Linked DNA regions of Mus musculus: region 1 is linked to region 2. A link is a loop called in an ENCODE intact Hi-C map of the cell type or tissue named here. Cell type or tissue: left cerebral cortex. All regions are shown on one strand.

Evidence for each region. Hi-C counts contacts between places; a loop is a spot of excess contacts. Peaks named below come from ENCODE experiments on the same cell type or tissue, not always from the same donor. Only the 100,000 strongest peaks of a DNase experiment are listed, where the experiment ranks them.
Region 1: a loop joins it to region 2, with 2.5 times the contacts of the local background. A loop is called at or near these places in 5 of 42 quality-filtered maps.

Annotation. Positions count from the first base shown.
Region 1 is chr11:96,338,924-96,346,923 of GRCm38, reverse strand. Hoxb3 (homeobox B3) reads right to left here. Exons shown (of 4, transcript NM_001079869.1): 2 at 5,773-5,860; 3 at 2,228-2,824; 4 at 1-1,378. The coding sequence starts at 2,675. The coding sequence ends at 525. Hoxb3os (homeobox B3 and homeobox B2, opposite strand) reads left to right here. Exons shown (of 4, transcript NR_155303.1): 3 at 35-97; 4 at 3,699-3,890. Among named protein-coding and RNA genes, the nearest start is that of Hoxb2, 8.7 kb to the left of the region's middle. In left cerebral cortex, no CTCF peak of the experiment used is centred here; DNase peaks (open chromatin) are centred at 4,097, 4,277 and 4,667.
Region 2 is chr11:96,197,945-96,205,944 of GRCm38, reverse strand. Gm30134 (a long non-coding RNA gene) reads left to right here and starts at 2,319. Exons shown (of 3, transcript XR_001780305.1): 1 at 2,319-2,403; 2 at 4,905-6,629; 3 at 6,796-6,810. It overlaps Gm11538 (predicted gene 11538), which reads right to left and starts at 2,491. Exons shown (of 2, transcript NR_108029.1): 1 at 2,245-2,491; 2 at 465-2,162. In left cerebral cortex, a CTCF peak has its summit at 7,192; no DNase peak of the experiment used is centred here.

The DNA of each region.
Region 1 (8,000 bases), 140 kb before region 2:
CTTCGATTTAAATGTATTTTCTTATTTTTCACAGGGAGACTGAAAGGGAGAACAAAAAAAATCAAGATTTTGGGGAAATTACCCACAGAGATGCAAGGTAAGTTGATTGCTTGCTGATAGCCAAGCCATTAAGTGTTGAATGTGCTTCTCTGCCCTGCTTGCCTGTCTTGGCTCCCTCTACCCGACTCCACGTCACCTCTCCAATCTGAAATTCCCACTTGGTAGTGCTGGAACCCTGGGAACCCTGGGATTGATGTGGTCCCGTCTCCAACCTGCTGTGGATTCCTTTCCAAGGGTTGTTGGCAGACAGATGGAACCAGGCATGGAGGACTTAAAAGACAGCCCCTGGGGGCGGGGAGGGGGCCTGGGAGCTGGGAAGGCACCCCAGGCCTGTTCTGTTTCTGGAAACCTGGCGACAACCCCATCCCACACCTCTTTCAGGACTCTAAACCGCGCCCATCCCCCAAGTCCGCCGTCTCCCTGGCCCTTAACCTCACCCCTCCCTCCCCAGCCCGCCCCTCCCATCACAGGTGTGTCAGTTTGGGCGCTTCTTGGATTCTACCCTGAGGCGGTGCGTGGTGAGAGGAGAGGTCTGTGTACGTGGGGTGAGGGTCACAGGGTCCATGATGCTGGTTGGGGCCCATAGGGGCCGCCCCGTTGTAGTCCAGGTTCCCCGAGGGGTGGTGGGAAAGGTGATTGAGGCCGTAGAGGGAGGGGCCGGCAGGGGGCGGCAGCGGATCCGCGTAGCCACCCCCGCCCACATACACCGGACTGCCCTGCATGGTGGGCGTCCCGTAGGCGCCCCCGTTAGCTTGGAGGACGTGGGGCTCATACTCCGACGCCGGGGTCGGGGGGTACTTCTGTGGGGCGCCGCAACCCTTAAGAGGGGGCTGGTAGTTGGAAGGCAGCGCGTAGGCATTCTGGTGGCCTTTGCCGAAAGCTGGTGGGGACGGGCTGTCGTAGCTGGGGGTCATGGAGTGTAAGGCGTTCATGAAGCCGGCCGTGGACTGCATGGGCTGCGGGGGGCTTCCGGCCGGAGAGGGACCCCCAGAGGACGAGGCCAGCCCCTTGGCCTTCTGGTCTTTCTTGTACTTCATGCGACGGTTCTGGAACCAGATCTTGATCTGGCGCTCGCTGAGGTTCAGCAGATTGGCCATCTCGACCCGGCGCGGCCGGCACAAATAACGGTTGAAGTGGAACTCCTTCTCCAGCTCCACCAGCTGCGCGCTTGTGTACGCCGTGCGCGCCCGCTTGGACGCGGCCGACCCCGGGGGGCTCTTGTCCCCTCCCCCGCCGCCGCCGCCGCCCCCGCCGCTGCTGCCGCCGCCACCGCCGCCGCCGCCGCCACCACCGCCGCCGCCACCACCACAACCTTCTGCTGGACCCGAGGGGGGAGGGGTGGGAAGGGGAGAAAATGAAATAAAAGATAATTACTGAACACGCCGAAATTGAATGCATCGTTTCTTAATAAATCCAGGCCTGGACTCGGAGGCCCCGCTGCCCTCCCCTTCGCGTCCCCACCTCCTCTACACCACCACCCCCCCCCTTCCTACCTCCCGTCGCATTAGCGGACACTCTATAATAGTGGCATTTATTAAGAGACCTGTTCTCCTTTCACGGCCCCAGCTTATGAAAATTTGATCATGTCAAACAGACAGAGCTGCGTGGCCATTTATTTAGGGCTAGGATTTTGCGTGTGCGCGCACCCTCCCCGTATATCCAAATCCAAGTCTGAGGTGATTCCTCCCTTCTGTCCGCCCTCTTTACAAGACAAGTGACTGAGAACACCTTGGGAGGGGGGCGGGGGGGGGGAGACTGGACACTGGTGGGCAGGGCCTGGATGTGTGGCACATAGAGGCTCGGGTGGCTGCAGGCCGGGACCCCAGGCTGCCTGAGCGATGGTGATTAATACCTACAATAATCATACTTAATAATAATCTATCCTTGATGACTCTGTGCCTCCAGGCGGTGCGGCCTTGGGAAGGGCTGTAAAGCCAACCATCCCACCTCCTGGAAACTCTTGGAAGCCCAGATGGAGGATGGTTGGATGGACTGGGTGTTGGTCAGGTCAGAGGTCATCAGGTAGTGAGAGGTAGCTAAAAAGCACTAGGCAGCCATCTAATATTGTCTCCAGGCCGCCTTGTGGGCGCCTTGGGGTCGGATGCTATAATAACAGTGAAATTCCTGGGTTGGACAAAAGCTGACTAGGAAGGCAGAGAGCTGGTACCTGTGCCGGGGGAGCTGTTTTTCAGCTTGGACGTTTGCCTCGACTCTTTCATCCAGGGGAATATCTGTTTGGTGAGGGTGGAGTTGGAGCCGGCACCGCACTTGGGGGGGCCGCTTTTGCTGGGCCCACCCCCGTTATTGCTGTTGCTAGTGGTACTGGTAGGTGCGGCGCTGGGTGGGGGTGAGCCCGGAGGTGCGGGCAGGGGCTCTGGGGCCAGGCCTGGCCTCATGCAGCTGCCATTGAGCTCCTTGCTCTTGGCATGTGGGGCGGCGTTGCCCAGGGACTGCAGAGAACACGCTGAGCGCTGGTAGTCACCCTCCAGGTGCGTGGCGGCCTGAAAGGGGGGCTGGGGAGGCCCGTCGTAGCCGAAACCATTGCTGCCAGGGTACGAGGAGTAGCCTCCGAAGAGCGCAGCTGCGGTGTTGTCGTAGTAGGTGGCTTTCTGCATCGCTGGGCGAGGCCCGGGCAGTGGGTGGCAACTTGCAAGGGCCTGATACCCTCACGACCGGACATTGGCACCCCTGGGGGTCACGTGACACGCCGGACCCCCCTCCCCTTTCTGCCCCCCTCCTCTCGGGTCTGTTCCAAGCGGCTGACCTGCGGGGCGAGAGAAGAGACAGAGGGGAGAAGAGGACTGGGCCTCGAATCCATCTTAGGAACTAAAAAGGGAACTGACATCAATAGTTTTTTTTTTTTCTTCTTCTCCCCTCGCCAGTATCTCTGCAGCAGACGCTGAGACCAAGTATCTAACCTGACTTGGATGCTTCACACTTCAACTTTAATTTTAACGGGAAAAAGAAAACATCCATTTTCATTTCCATTTTTTTTTAAAACAAAATCAAGACTGTACTCCTTCGAGGACCGCTTAGGAATAGAACACCACTGCTTCGTGGACCATTGCCCCTCTCTCTGGCACCCCGAAATAACCAACCCCTGGCCTCTTCTACAATTTTTCCTTAACCTCCCCCACCCCCGCAACTCCCCAACCCTGGGATGGGGCAATCCCAGGGAGAGGGCACTATTAGACTCTAAAGTAGAAGCATCCCAGAGGTCCTCCTTCCCTTAGGGAGGCCTCTCTGCTTCCAGTCTTTCTTCCTTCCATATCTTTCCACCTAAGCAAAGTCTAGCCTGGAACTTGCAGATCTTAGACCCAAGCCAGAATGAAAAGCAAATTCATCTGGGACTCTTCCCTCCAAGATCATAGCAGCCTAAGGCAGAAAACTCCTGAAGATTTTTAACCCCAGAGGCAGTGGAACCAAGTTCCATCCATCTATGTCCCATCTGAAGGTACCATCACCTCCAGTCTTGACTCAGGCAGGCCTGGGACCTAGCAGCCAGAGGCCCCTGTGGAGCGTCCAAATGGACCATGCTTGTTTAGATTTCCCAGGCAAGACCAGTTGGTGCTATGACCATTTGGCTTGGGTTTTCCCCACCCCCAATCCATAACAATCTGTTTTCTTTTATTTCTCAGGGAAAAAGAAAAAGGAAAAGGAAAAACTGTGCATCTGCTGGAATCTCTTTTCTACTGAGATGGGGGAAATTATCCAGGATGAGAAAGACTCACAAAACAATTTGAACACTATTCTTCTCTGGATTCAAAGGGGAGGCTGTTTACTGAGGTTCCCAACAGCAAAAAATAAAATAAAATAAAATTATGGTCACTATTCTAACACAGTCTTTTTAAAGTGCACCCGAAAAATAAAGCTGGACCGTGTCAGGAGGTTTTGTATTTGTTCTGAGATTTCTGACTCTTTCTCTGTCCTCTCCAGTCCTCTTATGGGTACTTCCCTAAAACCTCCAGTCTGATCCTCTCTGTGTCATGTGCTTTGAGCAAAACTTAAACTATCATTCAGCCCAGCTGGTCAACTCCAAAGAAAACGTGGTAAAAATAAAATGCAAAAAAAACTTCAGGTGGGGTGAACCCCTCCCACACGCAAACGCTGCCCTTATGACACAGATCCCTGTACTTAAAGGGGAGATGATGTAGCCCTGAGTTCCAATTGGTTTCTGGGAAATTTTTGTTTCTGGAAATACACACGGGTGTGCAAAAGCAGCAGGTCCTTCCAGGGAGGACTGGAGTTCAATTGACCAGGCTGACCCAATCCCTTTATTATTATTACCATTAGCCTCTGATGATTTAACCAAAATTAGCTTCGGAGCAGCCCTGGCTGAAAGGGAGAATTAATTAACCGACATCAGTTGAGTTTGTTATTAATAGATAGAGAAGAGAATGAAATAAAAACCTTGGAGGGGGTTAGCTGGCTGATCCCTGGCTTTATTTAGTCTAAATGATTGTTACAGCAATAATGATGATAGTGATAACAACAACAACAACAACAACAACAACAACAAATAAAAGCCCAGCATTTGACTAGACGCCTGGGGCCGAAATTTCTGTCGCTCCCCCAGCAATAAGCCCGAAACGAAACCATCGCAGGACAGAGGCCAGGCGAGTGTGGGAAGCGAAGGAGCCAGAGACGTGATAGGAAAGAATGGAGACTCCTCTGGCGGTGAGACAAGGCCAGGAAGGTTTGTGGATTCGGAGAGCCTCCAGCTGCCGCTGCTGGCGGACTGTCTGCGGCGGCGGTGGCCGGCCGGCGAGGAGTTACCGACCTCCTGCTCAGGCTCAAGGAGGCGAGGAGAAACTGATCGGGACGCCGAACTGGTTAGCGGCGGCAGGTTCCAAGCTCACCAGGCCGGGCCGGGGCCGAGCTCCACGGCAGCAAGTTTGGCGCAGGAGGTAACCGAATTAAAAGGCGCCTTAGCAACTCTGCTCCGGGACTTTGCCTAACAGGGCTCCAGGCTGGAGGGCGCAGAGGCCTGGCTCAATGGGACAGTGAGGAACCCGAAGGTGCCCTGAGGATCTGAAATCTGGGATCCAGAAGAGGGGGTGGGGAGCAGCTCTACCCAGCCAAACAAGTCTATTTCCCTTGCCTCCATGTTGGAAAAATTCAGGCTCCATACGGCTTCTCGGAAGGGTGGGATGGAGACAGTGGCTCTGGGCTTACCCTCTGGGTCTCGCTAGAGAAGGGAGGCAAGCCCCCCTCCAGAACCCCACCTTTCCAGGCACACTCCTGAGAGAGCCGAAAAGGGTAACAATAGCTGGAGAAACCCCAGGAGAGAGGATAGGCCATCTTCCAAGACTTTAAAAAAAATAACGAAAGGAAGAAAAAAAATAAAAGGATAAGAAAGGGAAAGAGGAAGATTTGGCTCTTCTTAGCAAACGGGGGAGAGGGGATTCAGCCCTGGATCTGGCTGCTAGCAGAGAAGAGAGAGGAAAAGGAGAAAAGCGGAAAGGGAGAGAGAGAGAGGGAGGGAGGGAGGGAGGGGGAGAGAGAGAGGGAGAGAGGGAGAGAGAGAGAGAGAGAGAGAGAGAGAGAGAGAGAGAGAGAGAGAGAGAGAGAGAGAGAGTCAGTCGCTGCGTGGAAGGAAGCTTAAAGCTTGTGAACTCTTCTTGAACCGAGATTGGAGTCATATGGGCCATAAATCATTGAGACATACTCTCCGCCATTCACAAACTGATAGCCTATTTCAGTCCAGCTTACCTTAGCCACCGACGAGGGGAGAACAGGCAGACATAATATATATTCACATCGAGCCCCAGCGCGAGCGGCAGGCGAGAAATCTCCCCTCCTTGAAGGCAAAGGAAAAAAAGACCACTGTTTAAAGCTGCGTCGCCCCCCCCCCTCCCCAAAGCCACCCCGGCTAGGGAGCCCGAGGGGCAGACCGGCCAGAGGAGCCGCGCGGCGTCCGCTTCAATTCACTCGGCTTTAGAGCGGGGGGTGCGCAGGAGGGAGGGGTAGGGGAGCGGGGGGGAGAAAATAGCAGACCGAAAGGTGCTGGGCGGCTCGGCTCGCCGAGAATCCGGCTCCGGGCTCCAGCTCGGCCAAGCCGCCACAGTGTGGTTGCCCTATAAGACTGGTACGCCCTACTCTCCGTAACAATGGCCTCTGCTTTTGCACAGGGAAAAAACCACACACACACACACACACACACACACACACACGCTCGCCCCCCCCCCCACGTCTCCCCTTTAGCCAGCATAGATGCCTGATAAGGAGGGAAGGTGATTGTGGTGATGAGAGATGGGGGGCGCCCCCCCCAAATAACAGTGTGAAGCAAAGAAAGTAGAAGGTGTTCTTGTCTTGTTTTGTTTTTTTAAACAGGAAAATTTTTTACATTGAGATGGGGAAGAAGAGAACAGCAAAATGCAAAGAAAGCTGGTGGAGTTTACATAGTGCCCCCACCGTATTCAGGACCCCCCCCCATTGGACCATTATGCTAATTCGAGAAATGGCCTCTGGAGACCTAGCCAGAAGCTGGCTTGACTGGGCCAGGGGTGCTGGGTGTCTCTCCTGCTCACTCACAGGAGGCCCACGGAGACGTCTTCTTTTTTTTTTAAGGTAGACACTCCTGGTGGTTGAGTCCCTGATCTCAGTCCCTGATTCTTCTCTCCTCCCCACCCCCTATCCCCTAGTCTCTAATGGGGGAGGGGGGACAAAGCCAGACTTTTTCACACACACACACACACACACACACACACACACACACCCCTTTTGAGAACAGACAACTAGCGGTGAGGGATGATTAAAAAACCCAGAACATCTTGCAGGGGGAGTGGGGTTGGAGAGAGGGTGACAGAAGGAAGGACCCTGTGGTTTTACCAGAGCTCCAGACAGCCGGTCAGGAGAAGGGCTCTAGGAACTTCAATGGGTCCTTTCTGTTAAGATTCTCACCTCAGGACGGGCAGAAGGGGCTAAGGGGTGAAAAGGACATTTGTATTCCGGGAGAAGATGAGAACTCCAGACCGGCTTCATTTTGAATGTACTGGCAGACAGGAGGATGACCATCACTACTCAGATCCAATCTGTCTCTCCACCATCACCACCACCACCACCACCACCACCACCGTGCTCTGCTCGGCAAGACTCATGACTCTTGGCCCAAGTGAAGGAGCTACAAAAGCTGAAAGTTTTCTTAGAGTGTGTTTGAACAGGGCAGGCAAAAGCAAGTAGGAGGCCTGTAGGAGGAAGACAGGAGCCAAGAATGTAGGTGTCTGCAAATTTGGGCCAGGGGGTGGGGAAAGAGCCATTGGCAGTAGAGGCAAGAAGACAAAAAGAGCCCAGGCCATTTCTACAGGCTGGAGTGCCTGCCTGCTGCCTAACTGCTGACTTAGGGGGATGACACAGAAGGCAGCCGGTATCTCTTTTTCTACACGGAAACTGTTTTTTTCTACACGGAAACTGGTTCTCTTAACTTTGTAAAGACAGATCCCCGCCAGGAGCCTGTGCTTTTCTGATTAGGGCACTTGTTCTTTACCTTCTCCCATCTGGATACACCAGGACAGGCATGGGACAGGAAACAAAGGTGAGAGAGCACCAGCTATTGTCTCCCTTCCAGAAAGGATGCCATGGTCTCTCATGAGCAATAGCTCTCTTACCTCCCTCCTCCCTCAAGGCTCTTCTTTAGGGGTGGTAAAGGGTCAATCAACCCTTGGCTTAGGGCCCCACTGTCTCTAAGCCCAACAAATCAGGCCAAATGGGCTGGAGCAACTGCTTTCTCTGGGGCCCTGTTATACAGAAGGAACCTGTGGTCTTTCTCTACCCTTCAGCAACAGGAGTCACATGCAGAGCCCTAGATGGGATACCTGGGATCCTACTGCCTCCCCAGAGCTGGTGGCTTGAGGAAGGTGGGAGTTGAGAGGGTAAGTAGAGAAAGCAAGCCGGAGTCAATTTGCTGTGTTTATTAGTAGTATCAAGAAAAATATTAATGA
Region 2 (8,000 bases):
GACACATACCTGCCACTGTGATCAAATCGTGGAGCATCTTCATGGAACGTTTGAGAAAGCTTCCGTTTGCGGTCTCCTGGTCCGAGCTGAAACTTTGTAACCTAATAAGTTCAAAGCATTCTGTTCCAGTGGGATGCAACTCGCATCTTCCCACCAAATGTACTAAGAGAACACTTTTTTTTTTATGAATTAATTGTAAAATTCTAAGATCCGGGTGGGAACTGGTCAACATAGAAAGCGCCAGGCCAGCAGAGTGGAAAGATCTCAAACAGAAGAAAAAAAAAAAAAAAGGAAACAACCCAAATGCCCAACAACTGAACTTTAAGTTGTATTTTGGGGGGAATAAAACTAAGGGCCTTGAGCGTGCTAGGGAGCACTCTATCTCTGAGTTAGATCCCCTAGAGATTTTTTTTTTTTTTTTTTTTGCTGGCACCTCTAGAGAATTAAGTATTGCAAAATTATTAGAGCCAGGATTTTGAAACATGTTTAGTGACACTGGGAAACGTTCCTAATTTAAAACTGAATTTAAAACTCAACATACACATACACACAATTATTTAAAAAAATCGATTTTGAAATACACTTGTACACAGAATAAAGAACAAGCAACAAAACACATCAGAGATTAAACCTTTGAAAACTTTGATGGCGGGTTCTGCGATGGAAGTTTATGGGATGGCAGCTTGTGAGATGGCAGCTTATGGTATGGACTTTGTTTTCTTTGTAGTATTTTAATACTTTGGAAAGTATTGTTATGTATTGGAAGTACTTTGTAGAAGTAAAGTCAAATATCAGAAAATACTTGACTGTACGAATATGTTGCTCTGTCAATCAAGAGGAAGAAAAGGCAGTTTTGGAGAACAGGCTGGACCTAAATGACCACTAGAGAAATGGATTCCTTAAAACCTGACAACTCTTTTCTTAATATCACAAATTTTAAAAGTACTAATTAGAAACTGCAATCACCTGGGATGCTGGGATGCCGCTTATGGCCCAAGAAAGGCACGTTTTAAAGCAAGCTTGGATGCACAGCACTGAGAGTCAGAACCCAGGCACTGGAGATCAAAAACTAGCTAGTAATAGAGGCTCCAAATTTAAATCACTGGCAGACAGAAGGAACGCGGGGATGTTTTGTAAGAATTTTCCAATCCCGGTTTTCTATTTGTGTGATGGTGGGTGGATGGGAACTAGAGAATATGTCTTTATTTTTATTTCTGTATTTTGACTCTCCCCCATTAAGAACGTTGTGGAATTTACTTCATTGTGTGTAATCCGAACCTTCAGGGGAAGCATTTTGGTCCCCTTTTCCCTCTAAGTCAGTTTCCGCAGAAATATTTGTGCCCAATACTGTAAACGCTTAACTTTGATCAAAATGCAGCACCCAACAAACACAGAACCAGGCGAGTGCCTAGTTTAAGACACTTTTAAATGTTTTTCCCCCAATTGAACCACTTTGTTTCTCCTCAAATTGTGTCTCCTTCACAGCACGCGACGCCGGTGGTTGAGAACGGAGCAACAAATTGAAATTAAAAAGCTTTCTTGAACGCTTCCCCCTCCTCCAACACAATGTCACAATTAGGAGCTACCCCCTCTTGGAATCAAACTACTGCCCTAATTTCTTCGAAAAGATAAAGGACGAAAAGTGAACTTGACCCGAGAGTCTCCCCACCTCCCCAACTCCCAAGGTCAAGACAAAGGGAGAGGGAATGGCTGAATTCTTTCCTGGGCCTGGAGGGCAGAAGATGAAAATACCCAGTTCTTTATTCCAAACAGTCTTCGGTAGGAACTGGGAGACAGAGCATCCATGACATTATCCTGATAATTCACTCGGCCACTTCCCTTTTGCCACTGTGAATCTGCCTCCTGGCAATTTTCTCCGGCCATAAATGGAAGGGCCGGAAACTTTGCAGGAGTTGACCAGATCTGGAGTCTCCTTAACCTTCCTCCCGGGGTTTGTGGAGGTGCTCCTGGAAGAGACTCCTGGGCCGGATCCCACCCGGGCAGAATCCCATTCTTCTCACCTCAGGCCCCCAGGCTAGCCGGGCTCTCCCTGACCGCAGCTCGCCCGGGGCCACCTTCTACCCGGCATTCTACAGCCAGCAAACACTCCCACATCCCGCCGTGGACATCCGCTCTCCTCAGGCTTCCAGGATCGGGAATTCCTAAAACAAAAATGATCACAACCAAACAAAACAACCACAGTTCAGTGGTTGTTTTCAGTACCCGCTTCTACGGCCCTCTCACCAGTCACGGGCCTCGGCTCTCAGCAGATCTCTGGGAAAGACGCACTTCGCCCGGGTTCCCCGGCTGCAGTGGCCGAGGTTCCTCTGCGGGAGACGGGAGACGCCCCGTTGCCCGAGCTTCTGCACCCTCGTCCTGAGACAAAGATCGAGCACATGCGAGGTTTGGTGGTCGCTCTGCGGGCAGGGGGACCTTCCGGGCTGCAACAAGGGTAGTGAGGACCGAGCAGCAGGGTGACCCGCCTCTGATTGAGCGCTAGCTGGAGCTGTTAATCCTTTGTTATTTATGCACGTGTTTATCTTGATGGCGAGAAAAGATACTAGGGGGCTGACTGCTTAACCCAAGGTAAACTCCGGGGAATGGAGAGTGCGCGAGAACGAAAACGCTAGTCACGCGGAGCCTAAGGCATCGGCCTCATTTGCTCTAAGGCCTCAACGACGGGTTTTGGGTTTTTTTGTTTTTTGTTTTGTTTTGGTTTTGTTTTTGTTTTTTACACTCCGACCCTGTTCGTTCTCCCAGAAGACAAGGACCTTTAATAAAGTAACGCCTGATTTAGAAAGGCCAGGTCTCTGGCGCTCCAGGTCCTTCCAGAGCCCCCTCTGCCCCTTTCCCCTCCACCCACTTCTCACACTCCCGAAGGGCTAAAGGAACGTTTACAACCTGACTCAAGTTCAATGACAAAACCTTGCTTGGAGGGGGAGGGGGAGCGAACTTCACCCATTGAACCAAACAAAGGCTGGCGCTTGTCTCTGACAGGGAGTTGGGTGTGTGTGTGTGTGTGTGTGTGTGTGTGTGTGTGTGGTGCCTGCCTGAGTGGAGGAGCGGTGGTCAGAGTCTGGAAGGGCCACAGTGTCAGGTTCTGCCCTGTTTTCCAGGCCCCTGTGAGATACACCCCTCCTCCCTACCTCCATCCAGAGAGGGAAGTTCACGCAAGTCTCTCGCTGGGTCCTATAGTTTCCTACTTCCTCTCCTGTGTTTTCCGCGCGTATTTTCTTCAGTTTTCGATATTCTGAACATCTTTCCAGTTCCTCCTGGAACAGGGCTTCTACGGGAGAAACCTCTCCAGGTGGCAGCCTGTGTGCCTCCCTCCTGTTTCTCCATTTGTCCTGACTGTAATAGTTGGTAAATATGTCCCTCTACCTCACAGGACAGAAAACATAAAATGGAGTCCTCAGCGCGGGGAGGGGAGCAGTGAGGCAGTAAGACCTAAGAGCTGACAGGGAATCTAATCAAAATTAGGGGCAGGCATTGTGTCCCCCCAGGTCTCTTCTGCCTTCCACCTCCAGTGGAAACTGGCATGCACGAGGTGCTTGAAGTGAAAACTGAGTTGAACTAAATGATCACATGCGTTTTTTTTTTTGTTTTTTTTTTTGTTTTTTTTTTTTTTTGGTTTTTCCGAGACAGGGTTTCTCTGTGTAGCCCTGGCTGTCCTGGAACTCATTTTGTAGACCAGGCTGGCCTCGAACTCAGAAATCCGCCTGCCTCTGCCTCCCGAGTGCTGGGATCACATGCGTTTTATTTACCCTGTTTTCACACTCAGACAAATCTACCCAGTCCCCAGTGAGGCAAGGGCTAGAGTGTTTGTAAAGCACCTGCCCTCTGTGATCTAAATAGAGAGTTCCAGAAGGAAGCAGGTGTTTGTCACTGCCTAGGAAGAAGTTTGTTAGAGGGTGGGAAAGACTGGCTTCCTGGTCTGTCTTCTGGTAAAGACCTGGAACTCAGAAATTAAGAGAAGTCCCCTTTTGGGACCAAGATTCTACCATTTTGACACAAATAAAGTGAGTGGCACTATTGTCTCCATTTCTTTACTAAGTAATGAGTTCAGGGTGGGGGACAATAGCCCTGAGGGACACTAGAAAAGGTGCCAGTTTGGGGGAAATTGGGTATTTGCTAAATGTCTGCAGCTGAACTTACCCACCCAAACTTCAAGTTAGCAAGTTAGTACTCTCAGGAGGTGACCTATCCCATGATGCTTCATGATGCTCCTGTACAGAAAGGGTTCAACACTGCTGTGTTGGGACCCCTTCCAGTGTCTCCTCGGAAGCTACCACAGGAACTTCTGAGAAGGCATTGAGGAGAGGAAGGGAGCCAGAGGCCCTGAGGGGAGCTGCGACACTCTGCCCTGGCATTGTGTTAATTTCCTGTCTGCTAGTAAATCATTATCCTTGTTGGATCTTGTCTAGCTTTCAACACAGGTACAAAACGTTTTAAATAAAAATGAGAACATTAACAATATTTATTATTTTTTTTCTTGCCAAGATTCCATCTGGTCAAAGACAAACTTAAAGCCACATGCCCAAGGTACCCAGGGTACCAGCAAGCCTCTCCCTAGCCCAAACCAAAAATGTCCCGCATACTTCGAAGCATTTTCTTTGTCATTTTTGACCCGAACGACATCCCTTCAAAGGCCATCAAGATGCCCCTGACAGTTGCCTCTGAGAGAACCTTTGAGGCCTTTCCTCTTATTGCAGAGACTTCCAGTGTCCCTCAGTGCTTGAGCGACATTCCTTCAAGGGCTTCTAGAGGCAGATCCCAAGTTGATACATAAGAAACGCTCGGTTACAGAAAACTGTATGTTAGTTTACAGTTTAAAAGAGAAACTCTTGCAAGCAGTAAACCAAACAAAGAGGATAGGATAAATAACACTCTTGATTGGTCTGCAGAGGTGGAGATGGGGACCCAGTTGCTTCTAGACCCTGAATTCTTCAAACATCTGCCCAAAGATTTCAGCCTGCTCTTGAGATTCCCACAGCTAGAAGAGGAACCCAAGAACCTAACTCTGGGGTGAGGCAGAATCCCTGGCCCACCATTTCTGAGGCTAGAGAGAAGGCTGAAGAATCTACTCTGCTCCTAGGGTAGGGGATATTTGGAGCAGCGGCTCCCATAAGGTCTCTGGGTAGTAGTAAATGCAACCACCAGCCCCAGCTTTCTCAAAGGCCAGAGATGTGCGTTTTACCCTTCTACCCCGCCCCATATTCCCCCTCTCTCCCCATAAAGAATTTAGCATTTAGTAGAGTGGGGGAGGGGGAGGGGAGACCACCAGCCTGGATCTTCAAGTTCAATGGCAAAGTCCCTGACCCCCACAGACTGGGTGCCCACAGTCGTTGCTTTCCTCTTCCCATAATTCTGGGGGCTACTGCATTCCTTTGCTGCCTCTCCTGTTTCAGGGGGCAATTAGGGGAGGCTAAGGGTAATGGTGGCATTCTTTCTTTCACAGTCTCGGACCACTCCGTGCCCTTCCCCCACCCCCCACAACTAGTAGTCGTGAAAGGAAGGCAGGCTGGCATCTGTTCCCCCATTGGATGTTTTGAATCTCTCTTCCAGCCCCAACCAGAGCCGGGAGGAGGGACGGTGCCCCGCGCTTGGGCAGGAGGAGGTGGGCGGCTCCTGAGTTTCCCCTACGTCTGCCCCGACAGAGAGTGTTCAGGTGGGTGAGCTTGTGGTATAAATGCCTTTCAAAAACCACTGAAACCTCTTCCCTTCGTCTTTTCCACCACAGCCGCCTGGGCGCTTTATGGCAGTCGACGGTAACGAGTTCATTTATTTAATTCGAGATTGTACTCTGGGGTTTCTATTAGATGGGACTGGGGTAGGGATGGGGCGCGGTTTCCCCGAAAGAAACCTAATTAAAGTGCAGCGCTTAGAAACTTGAATGGGGGTGGGGTGGGGGAAGCTGGGAACCCTCTCTGTGTTGGGGGGAGGGGAACCGGCAACCCTTCCGAGCTGGAGGAGGAGCCTGCATGCTAGAGCTGTCTTTAAGCAATCCCCAGTAATAGAATGCTCAGGAGAGGTAAAACACATTTTCATTACGCTGCAAACCTACCAGCGTTCTCCTACCTCCCCAACCCCCGGAAGTGTTTGCCTGCATTAGTAAAAGGCCGGAACTTGAAAGCCTGGGGGTCACCCTTCGCTTTGCTGTGGCTGGGACCTAGATTCAAAAGAGCTTCCGGAAGCCCTGTCCACACACTTGCCACAATCCACTCATTGGACCTCTAGAGGCCTAATACAGTCCACCTGCTTAGTCGTTAAGAGTGATATTGGCACTAGGGTGTAGACACCCTACAAAGGGTGTCTTTGTTTTTTGTTTTTTTTGTTTTTTGTTTTTTAAAATGGTACATTGGAATCCAGTTTCGTTACTCTGAGCTGGAGGAACTGAAATGGGTCGGAGGGAAGGGGAGGGTATACAGAACGGCTCAGAGTAAAATTATACCTTATTAATGAAAAAGGTATTCCCCAATTATTTTCCGGAATAGATGCGTGTCCCAGGAATTGTTTATCCTTTGATAGTATTGTCTGAAGTTGTCACAGATTTTTCTCGGTTGTTTTAAGAAAGAAAGGAAGGAAGGAAGATCTTCAGGTATCTCTTACTGAAAAGAAAATCGCAGCAGGTGAGTCAGGGTAGTCACGGGCATTTTGTTGTATTTTACACATAAAGAAGTGAGCAGTGTCGAGGTGGTTGGGTCGGTGGTGGCTTCGCAAAATGCGATTGGGAAAAAGAGTTCCCTAAAATTGCTTAAAATGAAATTAAAAAAAAAAAAAACTTGCTTCGTTTAGGTTCCATACAAATAAGAAAGGAAATAAAAAGTAGAAAACCCGCCGTGCGTGGTTCTGCGTAGGAAGATTAATTTATTATCCCGGTGGAACCAAGAGATGGATAGAAGGCAGCGGGCACCTGAGGCCTTGATCTCCAGCCCTTCCTGCCCTCCTCCGGGGCTTATCCGAGGCTAGACTGATACATCTGCTGGAATTCCTGGCGCCTTCGAGTCCTGGAGCTTTCATATTCCCAGAACCCTCGGAACCTGAAGGCCAGGAGGTCCCAGGCTGCAGCAAGCTCGAAGCTGGGGGGGGGGTGGGGGGGGTGGGGGGGTGGAAGTAATGGATGCAAGCCTTGGGCGGCGGGCTGGTTTCCTGAAATGGCAAATGTCTACCGGAAGGGGGAGCGCTTGTCTTCTTAATAGTTCAAAATGTTGGTGGCAGAATAAATCTCTAAGACCCCCCAAATCTTTTTGTCTGTTCTGAAATTAGTACCAACGAAAAGTAGAGGAACCATAGAATTTTAAGCCCTTTAGAGTAGACTGGTAAATGTAGAGCCTGGGTGTCCAGAACTTTCACCTGCCCAGGCCTCTCTCTACTTGGGCCCTCTGTTCATTGAGATGGCACAGTGCATCTTGTGGCTTCTTGCCTAAGTGGGGAGCACACTTCACAGTGCACCTACTCACTTACCTCACAGGCTCCCCACATTCCTGTCTATGCTGAGGCCTCACACAAACCTCAGGTCTGGGATGCTAGGGACCAAAGAGTAAGAACCTCTCCTTTCAAAAGCTACCCCAAAGTGGCTTGGAATGAGGAACGCGGGAAGCAGAGATTGATCTCCCAAGCAGGGTTCAGGACCCTGGGGCCTTGGGGGCTTAGGCTGGACCACGGGTGTGTGGGGGGGCGGGATGATAGAAATTTCCAAGCTCATCGGATCTCTGTCAGGATCTGTCTGGGTCTCTGAGGGGCACACACATCCTGTGTCCCAGGAAGTGGAGGTGATGTCCCTCTCCTTCCTTTTCCCCAGACTTGGCTTTTATAAATTAATAATAATAACAAGACATGGTTTCATCCATAGTTCAGATTGGCCTGAACTTCATGGTGTAGCCCCTCTGGCCTCAACTTAAACTTGCTGCAATTTTCCTACCTCAGTATCCCAAGACTGAACTTAGAGGCCTGTATCACCACACCTAATTCCTGGCTCCTTTTTGGTAAACATATCTAGA